Regions from separate parts of the Homo sapiens genome. Here region 1 is linked to region 2. A link is a loop called in an ENCODE intact Hi-C map of the cell type or tissue named here. Cell type or tissue: heart right ventricle. All regions are shown on one strand. Each heading gives the region's core, and the rest is flanking DNA. Links, peaks and the distances in the headings are about the cores only. Region 1 overlaps SORCS3 (sortilin related VPS10 domain containing receptor 3). Region 2 holds the start of SORCS3-AS1 (SORCS3 antisense RNA 1).

Evidence for each region. Hi-C counts contacts between places; a loop is a spot of excess contacts. Peaks named below come from ENCODE experiments on the same cell type or tissue, not always from the same donor. Only the 100,000 strongest peaks of a DNase experiment are listed, where the experiment ranks them.
Region 1: it touches region 2 in a loop (2.0-fold over the local background); 20 of 110 quality-filtered maps call a loop at or near these places.

The regions. Positions count from the first base shown.
Region 1 is chr10:104,775,960-104,778,873 of GRCh38, reverse strand. The region is part of intron 1 of SORCS3 (sortilin related VPS10 domain containing receptor 3); the gene reads right to left. Among named protein-coding and RNA genes, the nearest start is that of SORCS3-AS1, 110 kb to the right of the region's middle. In heart right ventricle, for the core only: a CTCF peak has its summit at 1,257 (motif pointing right); no DNase peak of the experiment used is centred there; H3K27me3 peaks cover 318 bases.
Region 2 is chr10:104,663,692-104,666,605 of GRCh38, reverse strand. The region is part of intron 1 of SORCS3 (sortilin related VPS10 domain containing receptor 3); the gene reads right to left. It overlaps SORCS3-AS1 (SORCS3 antisense RNA 1), which reads left to right and starts at 390. Exons shown (of 2, transcript NR_104028.1): 1 at 390-1,157; 2 at 1,473-1,998. In heart right ventricle, for the core only: no CTCF peak of the experiment used is centred there; no DNase peak of the experiment used is centred there.

The DNA of each region.
Region 1 (2,914 bases), core at 267-2,766, 110 kb before region 2:
ACATCCACAGGTTCCAGGAGTGGAGATGTGGACCTTTTGCAGGTCCACATCTGTAAGGCCAGTAATGCCTGGAGATGTGCATTACTCAGCCTACCACAGGCCAAGTACCTACAATATGCCCCAGCTATAAAACAAGGTTGCTGTGAAGCTAAGGAGAAAAGATATTATAAAAGCATTTAACACGGTGCCTGGGATATTAGTGGTTGACGACCGTTGGGTCTCATTATTATTGTTAACTTAACACACTACCAGACTCATCTGACAGGAATGAACACCTACTGCCAACCAGGAACTGAGCTGGTGCTTTGATGCATGTTATCTCATTGTATGCTCACTGCAAACCATGAAGTGGATGTGATCATTCCTCTTTGAGAATGAGACAATGCAGGCTGGAAGAATAAGTGACTTGCCCAAGGTCACACAGTTGATAAATGACAGAGCTGACATTAAAATCCAGATTTATCTGAATAGGCAAATAACAAATGTTCAACCAACACTGCACCTGAATCCATTATTTCCCCAAATAGGCCCAATGTCAGAAGCACCTTTGAAGCAGAGTAACAATACCAATTCCCAGGCCCACCCCTGGAGATGCATGTATGGAACCGGGCCTAGAATTTGTTAATTGGTATAGAATGGTTGTACAAACTTTGAGGGTACATATGACATCTTGATACATGTATACAATGATCAAATCAGGGTAATTGGGATATCCATCGTCTAAGACATTTGTCCTTTTGTGTTGGCAACACTCCAATTCTTCTCTTCTAGCTACTTTGAAATATACCATATATTACTGTTAACTATAATTTCCCTGTTGTACAAATGCTAGATCTTATTCCTTCTATCTAACTGTATTTTCATACTCAATAATGAGCTTACCTTCAACCCTCCCTCCCCTAGCCCTTCCCAGTCTCTGGTAACCACCATTTCACTCTCTACCTCTATGAGATATAATCTCACCCCAGTAAAAATTGATACTTTTTTAACAAGCTATCTGTATAACTCAAATGCGTGGGCAAGTTTGTAAAACAGGAACCTAATCCATCACCCTTAAAATGATATCAGTACCCTCACTGCAGTCCCACTGAGCCCTAATCTCTTTCAAATACACTACCCCCGACACACACTCACACACAAAATCAGGCAGTTTTGCAACAGCAGCATTATTGGCATTTAGGGGCTGATAACTTTGTTGTGAGGGTTGTCCTGTGCATTGCAGGATGTGCAGCAGCATCCCTGGCCTCTAACCACTAGATGCCAGTAGCACTCTCCCCCCAGTTGTGACAAATGTCTTCAGACATTTCTGAATATCCCCTGCAAGGCAAAATTTGCCCCTGGTGAAAAACCACCCAGATGGGAGGTAGGAAAGAATAGGTTGCGAGGGCAAAGGCATTGCCTGCTGCAGTCCCAGTCTTTGCTCTGCTCACACCCCTCACTGAGCTACAGCAGGTTGGAATGGGGCAGTGGGAAGTGCACAGCCTGGGAATTAAGCATGTTGGGGTCTCATCCCCCTTGCCTGCAGCTCAGTGTGTAACTGTGCAGCTACCCCCGGAGGACAGCCAGGTTCTCATTCACTCATGCACTTGTCAGTAAACTGTGAGCAGGGTCTGAATTTCCCTTGTCTGGGTATCGGTTTCCTTATTTGCAAAATGATGACATTAAACAGGAATATCTTCAGAGTCACCTCAAGTTCCAGGTTCACTATTTTCCAGCCAACTCTCCCAACTATGAGAAGGTGAGGCCAAAAGGATGCTTAATTCTGGGGTCCCAGAAGGAGGGAATAGCCACAGATACCTGCAGCGCAAGAGGTACCACTGTGACCTGGGCATGTAGGATGCCCCCAAAGCCTCCACCCCCCACCACCCCCATCTCCCTCACTCTAGAAGCAACTGTATCTCCCCCTTATGTACCTTTTTTGTTCTCTCTGCCTGTCTGCCTGTCATCACATAACAAAGTAAAACTATGAGGGGCTTTGTGAGGTTTTTTTTTTTTTTTCCCTGCTGCTGAATAAGCTTGGGTACTTGTATTTTTATTAAAGCTGATACCGTTAGTGAAGATAATACAGAAAAGTTCTCTGAGTATTACAATTTTTCCTGACCCAGGTTCTTGGAGAAGGATGAGCTGATACAGCGATCTTGGGTAAAAGACTAAAGAAAAGGCTGTGGGTGGCTCTCGGAGGGGGCCATGCAGTATGTCTGGATTCTGGACTGCCCTTTAAGAAAAGATAAATAGACAATCTTCCTTGCAAACTATATATTTGATGTAATTATTTGGCAAGGGTGCTCTACACAGAACAGACATTTAATTCCATTTGAAATTAATGGTATTTCACTAGCAGAGTGTGACCTGAAAAAGAAATTTTTTAAAGCCAACAACAAAAACACCCAAATATTAAGCATAAATGTCTTGTCCCATTTTCCAAAGGCAAATGTAATTGACTTTTAGATGAGGGCTTCCCGCCAGCCCCGACTACCCTTGCAATGTCTGGCAACATTTGAGCTGGCCTAGCAGAAAGAACTCAAAATACACATAAGAATTCCCCAACCTTGGGGAGCTTTAGGGAATAGCTCTGTGACCTGAAGGGAGATGTTAGTAAATAGCTCAGAGCTTGCTTCTTCCAGAAAACCTCCCCAGACCACCATGGACCCACAGAAACTCTTTCTGTAGATATCTTCATACAACCACATGTTCCTCACCTCCAGGTGGAATATTAGTACCTTTCACCTCCCTCCCCCTGCCCAGTGTACCCTCTCCCAGCGTCCTTAGCACCTATAATACTTTGCTGAGTATACTTGCCTACATGTCTGTCTCCCCAGTCACACTGGAATCTTCCAGAGGCAAATACCAGGTTCATTCACTTCTAGACCCTTAGTGCTCAACACCAACAAGTGTTCAATTTCTGCCTCTTTAA
Region 2 (2,914 bases), core at 182-2,681:
AGCATAGCTCTCATTAAAATTATTCCATTTCCCTGAAGAAATACTGCACAGGAACAAAAGGTCCCAGGTCTACATTCCACAAAAGCTCTTCCTCCTTATGCTAGATAAGGTTTATTCCTGTGGCTCATGGTTAGATTCTCCATTCAAGGATCCGGACAGAAAAATCCTATTTCTGTGACTGCGTCCTATTTTATTGGCATTTCATCCCTCCAGGCAGTTTCAATCCTCTCCCCTTTCCTCTTCTCCTCCTCCTGCCTGATGCTATGATGCCACAATCCAGTCTCTGTGACTCGGAGGAAATGTTTCCATGGTGATGAGCAGTGATGTCATAAAGGGGGGATTGTTACAGGGTTGAATAAAATCTGGCACTAGATGCACCCTGCCTCCTTATATAAGAGGGGGCGGGAGACAAGCCCTATCAGCACATCCCAGAAAATGGGAAACCGAATCACCCAGGGGATGGCAAGGAATGACCAGAGGGAAAGTTCCAGTTCTGTCCAACATGCACTACCAGCCCCATTTTGGAAAAGAACAGATTTAATAGACCTCACCAAGACAAGAATTGTTTTTCGTCAAAGGAAATCAAAGGAACAAACAAGAGGCAGTGACCACCAGAGACTTCACCTTTTGGTGTAGGAAAACCCAAGCAGACAGTGTCTACATCCATCAAAGCCCAATGTATTAAATATTTATTGAATAAGAACCCACGGACTCTTCCTTACCAGAGCCTTAGATTGCCATGTGCGTCTGATTGCTCCAAAGACAAGACTATTGTGATTTTGGCCCCATATGCATTTTAGAGTAACAAGTCTTACCAGAAAAATAATAGCCAGCCCCAGCTTAATTCCTAGAGAAACTCAAACCACCTTGTTAAGAACAATCCCAGAGGAGAGTTTATACTAAGGAGCACTACACAATGCTGTTTGCCATCTCTGGGCCCTCTAAAAGCAAGCCCAACCTTGGAAAAGGAATGTCTGCCACCAGGGAAACGTGGCTGCACTGCTGGAGGAAGAACTTGATCATGACGGGCAATGCTTGGAAGTAAAGAAGCATCTGCTGCCTTGGAAAGGCTTGGTCAGGGCAATCATTGTCACAGGCCATGTTTTTTCTCTGACTATCTCTTGGAATTTCAGAGTGACTAAGTGATTACTACAATTGTGAGTGCCGTGGAATAGACCCTGTTCCATAAAAGGTCTCCCTTGGTCCTACAGGAGGCTCTGGGAGCCCGTGCTTTAGCGAATGTATAGTCCCTCATTCTTTCTCTGGGCAGCTGGTTTTCCTGAAGGTTCTGCTCCCAGCAAGCACAGTCCACAGCAGTAGCTAAATGTGTGCAGTGCATGTGTACTTTTATGGTCTTCATCATTATTTATGAACTAACTTCAAAGGGAAGTCATTTCCATCCGGGAATCCTGGCATATGCTTTTTCATACTGATACATGCATAGAGATAACTGTGCTTTCTTATTATTCCAGAGAGCAAGAGGCGGTGTCTTCCAGAAGTCGGTGTGGGCAGCACCAAACCATCCACCATGCATCAGAGAAAAGCCAGACAGCTGGAAGGCTCTATTCCCAGGCCACTCTCCAGTCCTCAAACATGTCACCATCTCTCATGCCTCCTTACTGGGCCCATGCTGTCTCCTTGACCAGGAATGTCCTCCACCCCGATCCCATCCCCATAGCCCCCTTCACTGTAAGATCTGGGCCCAGCAAATTGCCCAGCTCCTCTTCTCTGAATGCTTCTTTAATGTCTCTGAGAAGGAGTTCCTTCCTCCTTTACTGTCCATCTCTTCCACCACATGAGGGGTTTGGGGGAGGTCTTTGAAGACAAGGGACCCTTCCTCATTCATATTTGAATACTGAGCCCAAGCACACGCCCCTAGCATCTGCAATACACACATGTCAAGGTGAATGGGGAGATAGATGCCAAGATCCTTGAGCGCTGCAAATCTTCACTGCCAACTTCAACTACTCCAAAATAAAGTCAAAATTTTAAAAGTAAGCTTTGATGACTCAAGTGACTAATTTTATGGACAAGGGCCCCTTAATGAAATCTAAGAGGAGGAATGTGGTGACATAAGCAGGACATGGCTGTGAGACACTGAGCAAACAGTTTATCCTCCCTGAGCTTCGATTTTCTCATCTGTAAAAACGAAGAATGGTGGCAATTTGAGCTCAAAGTCCATCTCTAACATTCTAACTCAGTGAAGCAGCCTGTGGCATTTTCACATCCTTAAACGGAAATGTGTTACACGTCAAGGATGATTCCTCAAGGCATTTTGCTGCCCTCCTGGGTTGATATTTTTCCTTTCATTTTCACCTTAAGCCCCGCTCCTGTTTATTGCTCACAATGCACTCCAGACTGGGGATGGCTGACAATTCCCCCATGAAGGACACACTGTAAAGACAGATGGAACTGCTGCCTAGTCAAGCTGCACTTAATGCAACGTCACCCCAAGACAGCCTGCACCTTCTTCCCCAATGCATCTGAGCCTACCCTTAGCCAGCCCTCACCCTCGCCTCCCCCAGCAACCAGCAAAGCTCTTCCCAAGTCATGCCTGAGCCCAGATAATTTCATTATTTTACAGAGGCATCTCTGTGTGCCCATATATCCTGTCATTCTCCTTGTCCATGACAAATGCTTGGCATAAAAGTTACCTTTGGAAATGTGTTAAGGCAGGCAGCATGCACATTCAGAGAGGCCGGGGTGGGGAAGGCGAGAAGGATGGGGGATGATAGAGATCTTCTTCTTTACTGTGCACCAGAAAAATAAAAGAAGAAAGAGGAGTGGGGGGCTGCCAGTGTGAAGGAAAAAGCTCCTGGTTCATTCAGCAGCAGCATGCATGTGTTCAAAGTCTGTCCTAGTTGCTCAGCAACCTAGAAAAAGCATTTCAGAGAGCAAGAGGCTAATTGGATAA